Regions from separate parts of the Homo sapiens genome. Here regions 1 and 2 are each linked to region 3. A link is an interaction called in ENCODE POLR2A ChIA-PET data of the cell type or tissue named here. Cell type or tissue: CD4-positive, alpha-beta T cell. All regions are shown on one strand. Region 1 overlaps JAK1 (Janus kinase 1). Region 2 overlaps JAK1 (Janus kinase 1). Region 3 overlaps JAK1 (Janus kinase 1).

What was found. Peaks named below come from ENCODE experiments on the same cell type or tissue, not always from the same donor. Only the 100,000 strongest peaks of a DNase experiment are listed, where the experiment ranks them.
Region 1: POLR2A ChIA-PET joins it to region 3 with 8 read pairs; 4 of 35 experiments call an interaction of 5 or more read pairs at or near these places.
Region 2: POLR2A ChIA-PET joins it to region 3 with 6 read pairs; 5 of 35 experiments call an interaction of 5 or more read pairs at or near these places.

The regions. Positions count from the first base shown.
Region 1 is chr1:64,944,865-64,949,864 of GRCh38, reverse strand. All of the region lies in intron 1 of JAK1 (Janus kinase 1), which reads left to right. Among named protein-coding and RNA genes, the nearest start is that of JAK1, 19 kb to the left of the region's middle. In CD4-positive, alpha-beta T cell, no CTCF peak of the experiment used is centred here; a DNase peak (open chromatin) is centred at 524; H3K27ac peaks cover 513 bases.
Region 2 is chr1:64,935,001-64,940,000 of GRCh38, reverse strand. The region is part of intron 1 of JAK1 (Janus kinase 1); the gene reads left to right. Among named protein-coding and RNA genes, the nearest start is that of JAK1, 29 kb to the left of the region's middle. In CD4-positive, alpha-beta T cell, no CTCF peak of the experiment used is centred here; no DNase peak of the experiment used is centred here.
Region 3 is chr1:64,875,057-64,880,056 of GRCh38, reverse strand. It overlaps JAK1 (Janus kinase 1), which reads left to right. Exons shown (of 25, transcript NM_002227.4): 4 at 909-1,032. Among named protein-coding and RNA genes, the nearest start is that of JAK1, 89 kb to the left of the region's middle. In CD4-positive, alpha-beta T cell, no CTCF peak of the experiment used is centred here; a DNase peak (open chromatin) is centred at 2,706; H3K27ac peaks cover 2,945 bases.

The DNA.
Region 1 (5,000 bases), 70 kb before region 3:
TATTGTAGGGAACCTTTAAAAACACACAATTAGCATTTTTCTGCTGCTAATTGCTTTATTAGGATGAATGCATAGATTTACTGTGTCAAAGGTTATAACCAATTTTATGACCTTTAGTATGTAATTCTGGAAAATTAAACAGAAACTTAAGTCACAAATGGCCTTAAACATTGGCAGGAAGCTGCTGATTTCCTGACTGTTGTACAGGCAACCCACTGGCAAGTAACATGTCAAATACGGACCATTATAATTCCTTATCATAAAGGCAGATACAGTTTTCTTCAAAGGACATGAAAATAATTTATTTGCTTTTGATGCCTTTTCTCACTGGGAAATGATATTCTGTAAGTGCACAATGTGCACTTGAATGTGAAGTTGTAGTGAGGATTTTTATTTTTATTTTTGTACAACTGGGTTATAATAAAGGAAACAAACTTTATGTCACTTCTAGGCTGATGAAATACCCTAGTAAATGCAGTACATTTTTGCATGACTAATAGGAGTAGGGGCGGGGCTTTGACTTTTACATCAGTCAGGTTAAAATCACCTGTTTGCTGGTTTCCCTAAGACAGTGATGTATTGCCCTTTGCTTAACTTTTTGTTAGTTGGGAAATGTATTCTACTTTGATGACTGGTGTTTTTCTGCTTAGTGGGGATATTTTCTGTGAAGCCAGGATAAACAATTCTATAATGCAAATCTGAACACATCACTGCCTTGCTTAAAATCTTTCACTAGCTGCCCTTTGCTGTTAGGATTAAGTCTATCCAAACTCCTTAGCATGGTATGAAGAGCCTCTCATGGTCACAGCCTTCCTTTCCTTCCATTCCCTTTCTTGCAGTCAGCACTCCAGCCCTTCTGACCGTTTTTGTTTCTTAAATATATTGTGATCTCTCTTACTTCTAGGACAGTAAGTTCTGTAGATTCCTTGGTGAATATACAGCCTTAGAGACTGCAAGAATTCTGAGCAGTATTTCTAAGGGTTAGATTTCCCTCCAAGTACCATTAACATTCTGGGCTGCCACATTTCAAGATTTACTCTGGAGATGTGAGGTGGAAGCCATGTTAAATGGCTGGAAGATAGTCCTGTGGGAGAGATAAGCTTTATCATTTTATTTTTACCAGGTGTGTTGCAGTGAGTGTTGAAAAGCCTTCCACAAAAAATAGAGTCTTCTTTTTTCCCCTGTTATGATTAAATTACTGGCTGCTAATCTTTCATGATGAAGAGAGAAGCCCAAAAGCAATTTCAGAACATGGATCTCATGCTGATTAGTGGTTATAATGATTTCACATGGATAGTATTCCTTGTGTTTGAAAGTTATTTTATTGGTGAGATCTGCGAAATCAACAAGGCTAGTTTATCTTTGCAAAAACTTGTGACAAGCTTATAGCTACACTCCTTGGGGAACACAGTTCACATTTAAGATTTTGCCTCAGGCACCTCTGTTCAGCTTTATGCTGTGTCTTTCAGATTCTAGATATGAAACTGGTTTGACATTAATACCTAGCATGATAGCTTTTTAGATACACTCTTTGCTTGCATTAAGTCAGACAAAATCTGCAGAGCCTAGCACTATGCTCAGTATATGAGCTGCTTTGTCTGTGTATCTTGGTTCATACGAGAGTCAGTATACCTAGGCAGTCAGTAAACAGTCATTGATTAGATTTGGATTTAATAAATTTAAGCCTGGCCAATAATTAGTGGGAACCAAACCAAGGCAACCTATAGTAAATGGAGCATTGCATCGAAGATCTCAGTTCTTCAAATAAGGCACAGATAAAGGATCTCTATGTATTACCCTCCTGTTCTTGGATTTAATTGTTCAAATGTTTCACCCAAAACCTCAATTTCAGGCTAATATTTAGGCATTCTCTTCTATGTTATACCTCAGGTAATTTGGAAACATTTGTATTTCTAAATCTATTTCTGTATAAACTTTCTATGAATTGTATATCTCTCCCTCTCTATATTATATAGTATAGATTTAAATTGAAAAATTCATTGTTCCCTTCAGAGGTATAAGAGTATTCTGGCCCAGCTGGAAATGTTATGTTAAATTTGAAATTCTACTACCTAAATTTTGGACTTGTGTACTACTGTTTTAGTAGAGCTATATGATACTGCAGATAAAGTTCCAAAACAATCTGTGGTGAAAAAATTCTTGTTCAGGGACCTGTTGTTCAGTGAAACTGCTTTTCTGTTGGGTACCTGTATTCTTTTTTGGTTAAGTTAAAAAAAAAAAAGGATTTATTGGCCTATGTCTTAAGGGGGTTGGGGGAGGACCCATGGTTCATGGACTCCAAGGATATAAAGGCATTCCCCTTCTCAGTAAGAATCCTGCTATTCTGCTTCCTGTTCATTGGTCTTATGTTCTGCCACAATGAGGTTTTATCCACATGATTTGAATAGAGAACAGTTGGCTGCTCCAAGATGATGTCTGTTTATCAAATCTCCCTGAAAGACTTGTGTTTGTGTCACCCTTGGTCTGGAAGGTGGACAGTGCAGGCATGGATGGGGGTCAGGTGGGACACTGTGATCTGTAGTGTTAACAGAATCACCTGGTATGAGAAGTTTCTAGAGAGATAAAAACAGATGTCAGCTGTAATATATTGAACTGGCAGTTAAAAAATTTTTTTTAAGTTGTGGAAAATAAACAACATAAAATTTACCATGTGAGCCATTTTTAAGCTTACAGTTCAGTAGTGTTAAGTACATTCACGTTGTTTTACATCTAATCTCCAGAACTCTTTTCATCTTGCAAAACTGAAACTCTGTACCCAGTAGATAATAACTACCCATTGCTTTTTCCTGCTAGCTCCTGCCAACTACCATTCTACTTTTTCTATCTATGGATTTGACTACTCTGGCTACTTCTTATAAGTGGAATTGTCCATAATGTCCTTTTTCACTAGCATGTTTCACTTAGCATAATGTCCTCAAGGTTTATCCATGTTTTTGCATATGATGGAATTTCCTTCCTTTTAAAGGCTGAATAATATTCCATTGTATGTATATACAACATTTTGTTTATCCATCTATGTTGTTGGATGCTTGGGTGGCTTCTACCTTTTGACTGTTGTGAATGATATTTCTATGAACATGGGTTTGCAAATATCTCGTTGAGACCCTGCTTTCAGTTGTTTTGTGAACTGCCACTTTTTTGGATAACTCTCATTTGAAACTATGTTCATCTTTTTTTCCTTAAAAACTGCCCGTAATTAACTCTTTTTGGTGCCCAGTAAGTGGAAAATTCAGAACAGCAAAATGTTTGCTTTATTCAACAAACACCTTCTCAAAATCTAGAAAACAAAGAACATTAGAGAACACTGTGGAAGTAAGTATGATTGTGGGTAGCTGGCTGACGTAGAAGATTTTAATTTTTACTATGATGCATAAATATGTACCTTTGCAAGTTTTAGCAGACAAGAGCATGAGGTCCGATCATAGACCTATGACTTTGGGGAAGTTACCTAAAGCCTTGCCAGCCACCATTTACTTATTTGCAGAGAGGGGGTTGGTTATACCTGCTAGGGTTAATTAGACTATTAAATGAGATAACATGTGCAGAACACATAGCCAGTGGTAGGTGGTCAGTAAGTGGTTTCCTCTCTCCTGTATTCTTCCAGGGGAATAGAAGACGACCACTGTGTGAGGATCTCTGTATTGTTCAGCTCTGATGCTCCTCCTACTGTGGGTGGTAGATCTCCCTCTTAACAAGGCTTTCTTGGCAAGCATTTTTAAACTTTACATTTTCTTATTTTTTTATTATTGTTATTGATATTTTGTTTGGCATAGGTACTGTATTGACATGGTTCAGAAAGCAAACCAGGGCCGGGTGCCGTGGCTCATGCCTGTAATCCCAGCACACTGGAAGGCCGAGGTGGGTGGATCACTTGAGGTCAGGAGTTAAAGACCAGCTGGCCAACATGGTGAAACCTTATCCCTACTAAAAATACAAAAATTAGCTGGGCGTGGTGGCAGGCGCCTGTACTCAGGAGTATCCCAGCTACTCAGGAGGCTGAGGCCAGAGGATGGCTTGAACCCTGGAGGTGGAGGTTGTAGTGAGCTGAGATCACACCACTGCACTCCAGCCTGGGCGACAGAGCAAGACTCTGTGTCAAAGAAAAAAAAAAAGAAAGCAAACCAGTATAACAGGGTACAAATTGAGAAGGTTTGCTCCCATTTTTGTTTGTCCGTCAACTTCGTTCCCTGTTTCCTTAAGTGCTCTTCTCATCTCTAGGACCTATTAATGTAAGTATATATTCGTATTCTTTTTTTTATTGTACATAAGGTAAATATATACTATATACTATTCCACCCTTTGCTTTTTTCATTTTACCATATATCCTCCTCTCTTTCCTTATTAGTACATCAAGTATTTTCTCGTGTGAATAGACCATGACTTATTTAACCAGTCCCCATGTAAGGGACATTTTGTTTGCTTCTGCACTTTTGCTGTTATAAATAGTGCTATTTGTGTAACTTTGTATGTAGAAGGTCAGATAAATTCCCAGAAGTGGAATTGCTGGGTTAAAAGATAATTGCATTAATAATTTTTATTAATATTCTCAATTGCTCCCCATGGGGTTAGTACCTTTTTCCATGCCTTGAAATTTACATATTTTTGTGCATTGCAGACACCTCTCACCCCTTGCTGTATACCTTCTTTTGAACTGCCATCTTGTTAACATGGAGAGAACTGGCAAGTGCAGGCGATTCCTTCTTGTGTTTCGTAAGGGCTAGTGGACTGTTGGAGTGCTTTCCAAGCAGGTGCCAGGGTTTGAGATTGTAGTGTGATATGCGACTAGGGGTTCTGCCCATCCCGATGTGCTCCTGTTCCCGTCTCAGGACCTGAGGATGGAATGGCTGAGTGTGTTGTGAGCCCAAGGTGCCAAGTGCTTCTCGGGGGAGAATCAGTTGCTCTGTGCATTAAAGCAGTATTGGCTGCTGCCTCCCTTCCTTGGAAGTTTTTGTTCTGTTTTTTTAATTTCATAACTTTTT
Region 2 (5,000 bases), 60 kb before region 3:
AATATTTGTATGAAATTCAGCAGCATTTACTTTGGGGAACTCATATTTTATGTGTGCTTCAAAACAATGAAACTTAGCACTATTACAACACAGGAGTATATTTGCATCCTGGTCTTTATTTATAAAGAAATAGTATTGAGCCACCCAGTTGGGGGATACACAGTCTAAGTAGTTATTCTCTTATTTTGTTTCTGGTTCCCACTTTTATTGACTTATATAGCACACATACAGTAGTGGCATAATACCAGCTGGATTTCAGAGTGCAGAATGAAACCATGTGGTTTTCTGTGAGATTTTTTAGGCCTTATATAGGAATTATATGCATGACTAGGACCTTATAAATTATGTATCTACTATGTGCCCAGCTCCTAGTATATACCTAATTTAATCCTTGAACAACTCTTTTGTGTTACATGGTATTATCCCTGTTTAAAGATGAAGAAACCAATATTTGGATAAATTAAATACCTTATTTTATAAATGAGTAAGTCTTTTCTGACTTCAGAGTTCATGCATTTTACCAGTAAGCCATGCTTTCCGCTTACTGCAAACTAGTGACTCCAAACTTCTGCAAACTGTGAAACTATTGTGAACTTGTGTGAATGTATGGAAGTTGGCACTGATTAGACGTTTGAACTTCTTTCCTTGTCCTGTGTTATGCATGGTAATCTGCCATTTGCTGTTCCTAGCTGTATGGTCACCCTTAGAGGTATGAGTTGTGCTTATATGTATATGTTCATGCCTAGATCTGTTGCTCACAGAATCATCTGACATCCCCATTTCGTTGAATCTAGGCAGCAGGGTTGATGGCAGCCAGAAAAGTGTGCCCTGGGGGCAAGAATGTCTTTAGGGAAAAATATGTTATTGTCTTTCAGATAGTAGTTCTCCAAACAGTTGCTCCAACAGTTCCTATGAAAAGATTGCTTGAGCCCAGGAGTTCAAGGCAGCAGTGAGCCATGGTCATGCCATTGCACTCCAGCCTGGACAACAAAGTGAGACCCTGTCTCAAGAGAAAAGAAAAGAAAAAAATGCTAGGTGGATCTTCAGTTTAGTTCAGTTAATTAAGTATTTTAATTATTAACTATTAATTATAACATTAAGAATGCCAGGGGAGGATAGAGACCCGTGATTCTGTTTTGGGGGGCACTAGAAAACAGTTCCTGAGACACTGGTGCTGCCATCTACCTCTACCCACATCATATCCTTATGTAGACATAAAATATTAAGAGAGACTTCATGAGGAGGCATTTCTCAGTTTCTTTTGTAATGAACTCTACTTTTAGTTGAGAAACATGAAAGTGTATGGTTTGGTGTTGGAGAACGAGTTTACTTACTAGTTTGATTTACAGTGAATACTGTTCTTGGGATTTATAAATGGTTTTAGTATTGAGAAGTAGAGGAGATAAATAGTTCTGGTGTCAAGGGAAGCGGAGCAATAAAATGAAGCTGAAACATGACCATTAAGCCCAAGCCAATCAGATCATCTGTGTGCCTTAATAGAAGGCTGATGATCTTGGTTCAGGTCTTCACTTAGTTCATGTAATAACATGGAATCAAGAGTTCAGACAAGTATAAATGCTTCTGGGTCTTGTTTCCTAACTAGGCTTAGTTTATAGGCCAGAAAGATTCTGCTACTATCCTGTTATTACTGGGGCAGTCATTGAAAAGAGCCTTTCTATTATAGTGGACTGAAGACATAAAATCACACAGTACATCTAAAAGGTTTCATCAAAGTTGTTCTTTACGAAAGAGTATTTTTTTATATCTTTGTATAATTGAACTTTTTTTTAAAAAAAACTTTTTTTTTTCAGCCATGAAATTACATTCTTTCTTAGCCTTAAAGACTTTGACATTCTCCTTTGGGAGGCCGAGGTGGGCAGATCACGAGGTCAGGAGATCGAGACCATCCTGGCTAACACAGTGAAACCCCGTCTCTACTGAAAAATACAAAAAATTAGCTGGGTGTGGTGGCGGGCACCTGTAGTCATAGCTACTTGGGAGGCTGAGGCAGGAGAATGGCATGAACCCGGGAGGCAGATGTTGCACTGAGCCGAGATCGCGCCACTGCACTCCAGCCTGGGCGACAGAGTGAGACTCCCTCTCAAAAAAAAAAGAAGATTTTGACATTCTCTGTTCAAGAAACTTTTACAGTGAGAGTAATTTAGTGTATCTCAGACAATGTTGGAGTGATCGATGGTTGGGTTTCCTTGTTCCAAGGTAGAATATCAAATGTTCAGTTGACTTGTTGATGGATCAGTTTGACCTCGCTTTAAGGATATGTCTGAAAAACTGAAATAATGAGGTCAACATTTTCCAGGTTTTTTTTTGTCATTCTATGATCGACTAAGTCTGCTTTGGTTTTCAGTTACTAATCAGTGTTCCACTAATGCCTATTTAGAAACTTTATTTTGAAATAATTATAGATTGACAAGAAGTTGTAACAGAGGGCCTGTGTTGTATAATTGAAGTTTAACAGTGATACGCTCCTTTCTTTCTAGAAAGGCTTTCAATTTATGGAAAAATTAGCAAAGGTAAAAGATGCTCGGCGTTGGACCTTTGAAACTTCTTTCGGAATTAGTATTTTGAATGACTCCATACAACTAGAATAATGGCTGAAATTTCTATGGTGCTGGTCAGGACTGTGACTGTGGCCCGAGCATGAGATGATTTTCCTGGAAACCAAAAGTACTACTAGAAGGAGAAGAATGCTGTGGAGCTCTCTGGGGGTTGGAGCTTATGCCTCTGGAGACTTTGAGTTTTCTGTGGGTGTAAGTTTTGCAAATGGTCCTGGTAGCCCTGAAGCTAGAGTTGTCAAAGTAACAGGTGGTAGCTGGGAGCCAGCTTGGCAGTGGATCAGCTACCCAAATAGCCAAAGTTGCTCAATCTACATGAGGTCCTGTAGACCAAACTGGGGGTGGGGAGGATTAGCCCCATACAAATAGTTGATCCTTTTTTTTTTTTTTTTAAACAGTCATTTGAAATATTTTCTGTAAAAGGCCTAAGCTTTAGGCATTTAGGATGATTGTAAATGCACTGCTTTGTATTCTTTTTCACATATATTTGATTTATTAATATAAAATTGCCATTTTTGTACATAAAAATGGTCAAATATTGGCAGTTTCATATGGTACAACCTACTGTTTTCTGCTGTCACATTGGAAATTCTCACCAACGTGGGATACCATGTTTCAAAGAAACGTTGGCTTAGCCTCTTCATTTATGGAAGAAATATAGCACTTATGGTGTTCTAAGTAGATTAACTAACTTAATCTTTTTACAAGCAAATGAGGTAGGTAGGTCCTAGTGTTTTCCTGCTTTTTAGGATCACAGAGCTAGTAAGTGGTGGAGCTGGGCTTACACCCTGGCTACTGGTCACAGGGCTGTGCTGTTTCTCAGCTCTTGTGTTTGGCCTCACCTCTCCAGTCATACTTGTGAAAGTCCTGGGTGTCTAGACAGGTGATGGGTGAGTGACATAAGGTACCTCTCTTTGTCTTCATGGGAGAAATAACTGGATTTCCCCAAGAATGAATTAATTCTTCCACAATACAAGAGTCTTAGAGGTTTAACAAGGATACTTCTTTCAAGGTGCCCACCAATTCCTACCTTGCATTGGAGGGTGCACTGTGTCAAATTTGTATTTTTATCTTAAATACCAAATACTCTTAGAGTCCATCCATGGGCCTGTGGAGTTGAGGGTAAATGTAGAGGCTTATTTGGCCTAATAATGAAAGTATGGATAGTTATTGCCATGGAGGAGGAGGGTGAATGTTTTGTAGAGTCCATTCCAACCTTGAAATCCTGATTCTCTGATAAACTTCCACCTCTCCTCTGTTGCTTAATCTTTGATCTTGAGCCTGGAAGGAGAGGAGGCAACTCAGTCAATGAAGGAGTTTTATTTAGTAATTGCACATTGGCCTCTTCCTGCCGGATCCCATATTGACACTGGAGTAAGGCTAGAGGCTGGGAGACAAGGCCCCATGGGAGCTTTGTGAAATGGGGAGGGGCAAGGGTGTGTCCCTGGACCGTCTGTTTGTGGGGCAGCTGTCCTAGGTGTTGAGACACACACCGGTCTGTTCTAAGATGTTCCTACTGGATCCTGTCAGTTCGCCCTCCAGCATTCCTGGATTTATTGTGCACCATTTATGGCTCCACAGTCCACTAGATGAAATTGTAAAGACTCAATATGGTGGCTCTCCAGGGACTTTCCCTTTTCTTCTCCCTTAGCATCAGAGATGACCCGTCAGCGTTGCAAGCAGTTCTGTGGTAGCACATCAAGTATTCTGTCACAGCAGGAAAGGCTGGATAAACATCAAGGGACTGCCAAGACCAGACTTCTCATTCAGTCTGAGTAGGAGGAAAGAGGACAGGTTGTTGGAGAGTTGGTTTAAAGATGAATTATGGGCTGGGTGCGGTGGCTCACGCCTGTAATCTCAGCACTTTGGGAGGCCGAGGCAGGCAGATCACGAGGTCAGGAGAGTTCGAGACCAGCCTGACCAACATGGCGAAACCCCATCTCTACTAAAAAATACAAAAATTAGCTGGGCGTGGTGGCACACGCCTGTAATCCCAGCTACTCAGGAGGCTGAGGCAGGAGAATCGCTTGAACCCGGGAGGCGGAGGTTGCAGTGAGCCCTGATCACGCCATTGCACTCTAGCCTGGGCAACAAGAGTGAAACTCTGTCTCAAACAAACAAAAAAAAGAGTTATGACTGGTCTTTCTCATTTCATCTGCTGATGGGTAGAGGAGGGAAAGGGTCAGAAATATTTCTTTTAATACCCTCTCAGTATGAATGAATGATTTTGACCTAGTTTAGGTTTTGGTCTGGTGGATGTGAGATTGGAATATAATTTGTTTGGCAGGGTCATCCCCAAGGATGTCTGATGCATCTGCGTTCTTGTTCCCATGGCTAGAATGGAATCAAGGGAGAAGCTTCCTCATTCCTATTTCAGAGGGAGCAGGGAGAGTAGTGGTGCATATCCCCACAGCCAGAAATAGATTG
Region 3 (5,000 bases):
CCTCATATTCTCCCAGGTTTTTTGTCATTTAAGTTTACCTCATCTTAGTTTGAGGCCTGGCTGCTTATGAAAATATCAGTAATAGCTGATTATTGGCAGTCATTCTCCCCCCAACCTGCCTATGTTTCAGGTTCATAAAATTTTAATCATGGGCGTAGAAGTGAGTGACTTCATAATCTCCCTGGTCTTTCCCATCATTCTCTTATTGACGGAGGCAACTGGTGGAGTGGAGAGGCAGGGGAGCACTGTTGGGCCAGCTTTGTGAAGCCATATATCTTCTTGCTAGTTGGTTACTAAATAAAAAATATTTGTGATAATCATACAGAGTACTTAAGAAGTATATTTATTATTAATGGTAATAGATTTTAATCACTGACAAAAATCACTTTGGTTATTATTTATTCTAATATGCATTTTGCATACTACTGCCAGGAATTTGTTTGCATGTCTGATGTATAATCACGAGCGTGTTAGAATTGTTTAAGTGCTTTCTGTAGGAAACAGATGGAAGATTTCCCCAACTCCCAGAGTGTTTCCGATTAGCAAAGTGCACATCAGGCAGGATCTGTGAACCTCTCAGATAGGGGTTTTTTTGAAGCTGGATTTGATAAGGCTCTGTGACGGATACCTGTAATGAGAAATATCATCAGAGTTTTATTTTTAAATGATCTAAATTTGGTTTGCCAGGAGCTACAGTGCATATTTCTGGGGAGTCATAGTTCTTGATGATTATGATCAAAACAGCCTGACCGAACCTGGTCGGAAGTCTGTTTGCCCTAAGAGGATATGAGTGACCCAGATTCTTTGTGGATGAGAGAGTTCCTTATCTTTGCATATATTGGGTTTAGAAACAGATGGCCAAATGTATCCGCCTTGATTTTCTGATGTGTTTTTTTACTTTTCCTCAGGTATCTCTCCTCTTTGTCACAACCTCTTTGCCCTGTATGACGAGAACACCAAGCTCTGGTATGCTCCAAATCGCACCATCACCGTTGATGACAAGATGTCCCTCCGGCTCCACTACCGGATGAGGTATGGGAAGTACTGACCTGGTACCTGCCTGGCTCCCTCTGCACTGAGGGACAGTGGTCAGCCTGGAGCCCTGAGTCACTTACCAAGAAGTATTGTAGTCATTTTTGTAATTTGTAACTTTTGTATTTGCTTGATGTGAGAAAGGACTTCTTCAGTATTTGGAATACAATTCAAGATGAGTTTGATCACCTTCCTCTGCCACATTTTAGAAAAGAAATCTTGATAAGGCAGAGGATATTTTGAATAGAATTAGTGTCCTACAGCAGAGTTTTTCAAATGGGTAATCATAGTTATGAATTTAATTTAGTGGATTCACAGTTATGAATTCAATTTAATTTAGTGAATTTAAGAAAAAGAAACAGGAGACGATACTATCAGCATATATACATAACCTAAGTATATTTTTTAAACTTTTGAGATATATATATATATATATATATATATATATATATATATATATATACACACTATATATATAAAGGTCATGATATAAAATATTTTTCTTACTAAAAGTTGCAACTAAAAAGCTCGAGAAACATTGCCTGAAGTGTTAACTAGAAATTCTAGGTTGGCCTTGCTCTCTGGGAGTGGATGTTTTGACTACTCCTTGAGGATTTTTGGCTGTGGAGCTGTAATTTTTCTTCTGATGGGCACCTGCCTTTTCTCCCATATTGCAGACTTTGAGAAATGTCACAGGTGACACAGACAGTCAGTACTTCAATAGCTGCAGTCTCCTGAGTTTGTAAACATATTTGTTCAGTAACTAGAATGGAAAATATGTTAGTTACATACTTGCTAAGCAGAAGTTAATGTGTGTTTAGCAGTGGAGATTATAAATAGGGTGGATCCTTTTTGAAAAGCAGGTTAACTTACAGAGGTATTAAAACAGTAGATAAGCTCAGATGCTAATAGAATGCAGGGATTTGCTAGAAAAGCCCTCTGAAATCTCGGAGACTTCACAGTATCATAGCTACTATTTTTGGGAGAATTTGGTGGAGTTGTCACCATTACACAATGACTGGGATGTTTTTCTCAGTGGACACTGAACCAGATCTAACTTTCTTTGATAATCATCCTAGGGCTGACTTTTTCCTCTTCTTTCTATGCTTAACCAAAGTCTCACCTGGAGAGGAAAGCTGTGTGCCGTGGAGATTTCAGGTCCCAGCTGAGCCTTCTGGCTATTGGCTTTGTTTTTCCACATGTAATCTTGCTTTTTGTGGCCTGGGGATTGGCTGTGTGATCAGCATTGAAATGGGTTGTTGCAGTTTGAAGTCTGGAAGGGGTATGTCCCTGGGTTCTAATTCTTTCCCTCTAGGTTTCTGTACTCAGCTCAGAGTCTAGAATGGTAGCTTTTAGGATTGGAAAAGACCAAAGTTACCTAATTCAACTCTTTCATTTTTTTTTCAGTGGAAAAACTAATACCCAGAAAAGGGAAGAGAGTTAACCCAAAAATTACATCTAGTGAATTGTCTGATTAGCTTTACAATTGAGGCATTGTAGAGCTCTTTGAGGCATTAGTCTTGGTTGTCTGAGTGCCTGGCTATTAAAGGCTGTCTTTGCCTGTTCCCTCTTTCTGTTAGCTGCCTGGAAGTGCAGGGTTGCTTCACTTTTAGCACCTTGACTCTGTACCTGACATGGTGCTTCAACAGGATATTGCTTTGTTACCACAGGCCCTTTGAACTTGGAAAAAAAAAATACCACCCTAAGCTAAAACATTTGCCTGATGACAAACTACAAAGATTTTGAAACCTCATAATCTCACCACTAAAGGAGGCGTAAATGAAAATAAATGTTGGTGATGATTTCAGTGGAGTACCAGTTTTACTTTGGGAAATATTCTTGTATTTCAATTATCGTTTTCTGTTTTTAGATAATGCTTTTGATAGTTGTTGGGTAATCATAGTTATCCTCAGGTATCTCTCCTCTTTGTCACAACCTCTTTGCCCCGTATGATGAGAACACCAAGCTCTTATATATATATCTTAGCATAAGACAACCATATTCTGTATTCCTTTTCAAAAAATATTTTCTTGCTTTTTTAAACAATTGAATTTCACAGTCCATTAAAACATTTTATAGAAGCCTAAAGAGAGTTTGTTGTGTATAATATCTGCATATAAACTTAAAATATGCAGTTATCTGTACATAATTTTCTCAAAAACTTGCAGTGCGTAGCTCTGATTGATGTCTATTTGTCTTTTTTTTCTTTCTCCTTTCTTCCTGCTTTGTTCCTCCACGTCATTTTGAAAAGGAATATAGGCAGGTATCATTCTACATTTATTGATGTCATTTTTAATTTTTTTTCCATTGGCATGCTATAGTATCTGGAATTTTTGTGTACCAGGTTTGATGAGCACCTTTATAATTAATTTTAAAAAGGTGTGTGGAATGTCTGTCTTCAGTGTGTCTTCAAGCTTGGTCTTATGGGTGATAGGGAGGGTACTGATTCTGGTAGTCATGGATTTAAAATTTTGTTAATATTTTTGACATCTTATTAAGGAGAAAGCTGCCGGCCTTATTTTAGGCTCCCTCATCTTCTGTTTACCTTTAGCCTTTGTTCCAGTGGAGAAGCTACACATTATGTTTGGTCTCCTCAGCCTGATGCTGTCTGAGTATCTGACCTAAAGGCTTCCAAGACAAAGATGGTCCCACAGGGCTCTCAGCAGCCTGGAAGAATATCGTTGTTCAGACCAGATTGAAGATTGTGTTCTGCCCAGAGGGAGTTTGTTGGGCCCTCATCTCTACCAGATCCAAGGACTGTTTCTCACAGAGACTCAGTAGGATGTGGAAGAAGAAGGCCGTGGCTCCGTTGGCTCAGGGAACATCTGCCTTTTCCCCTCCTGCCACCTCCCCTGGCAGTGGAGGGTGACCTGTCTCTCTCCTTGGCACCTCATCAGAGATTCTTCTCTCTTGGACAACACCCTCCATCCTCGGAACCCTTTTCTTTCCTTATCTCGGGAAACCTTCCATATTGTACCTACTTCTCATTCTCTTATTACTGCCTTCCTCCGCCATCAAACAGCATTTACCCCTCCTGTTGGCCATTCTGTCAGAACCCCTCTTTGAACCTCTGTAGCTGGTTCACTCCTTCCTTCCTGCTTGTCCCAGGGAGAGGATCGTGGCTAAGTTCTCCTGGGCACGTGTTCTGTTCTACCCTTGAAGAGCAGTGCCAGGCCTGGGTACAGCATGAGTGGCAGCCTCCCTGCCAGCTGATAGCCCTAGCTTTCCACTGTCACCAGCGGAGGGTAAGGGAACAGTCCAGCAGCTTCAGAGGCCTGACGTGGCTCATGCTGCCCGTGGCTCTGCAGATGTGTGATTCTTTCTGTGTGTGAGAGAGACACCAAAGCCCACAGTCAAATTCTCAGTCACTTTCGTAAATTACAAGGAAGATGGGCTGTATAGAATCATTGAAGATTATAAAAATGTTGGTTTTTACCTTTAAAGTAACTTCTTTGTTTATCCTTTCCATGTTAATTGCTACTCCCTGAGTTTATTCATCTTTTGTTTATCTATCAAGCATGTGTTCAGTAGCTGTTAGGTACCAGGCACTGGGATTCAGTGGTGAGCAGGACAGCTGCAGCCTTTGCTTCCGTGCACAGCTCACGGCATTGCTCGAATGATGCCACAGGCATCTGCTTCTCTCTGCCGCTTCCGTTTCTATCTTCCATGGGGCTTCCCTCCCAGGAGAGCGTGCCTCATATGTGCCTGGCTTTCGTTCTTTGCTCTGCCTGCTTTGCATGGTCCAGGCTCTGTAGCCTGGCATTTAATTATTCTGTTCCAGCTTCCCTTCCTTGGTGCTTTTTCCCCTCCTGCCACCTCCCCTGGCAATGGAGGGCGACCTGTCTCCTCGGCACCTCGCCAGAGACTGTCATATGTCCAAGGACAACTTATCCTTTAAGCACAGTGCCTAGAGCACACACTTGTTAGGGGCCCATAAAATGTCTAATTTCACTTAAAATCAGAAAACA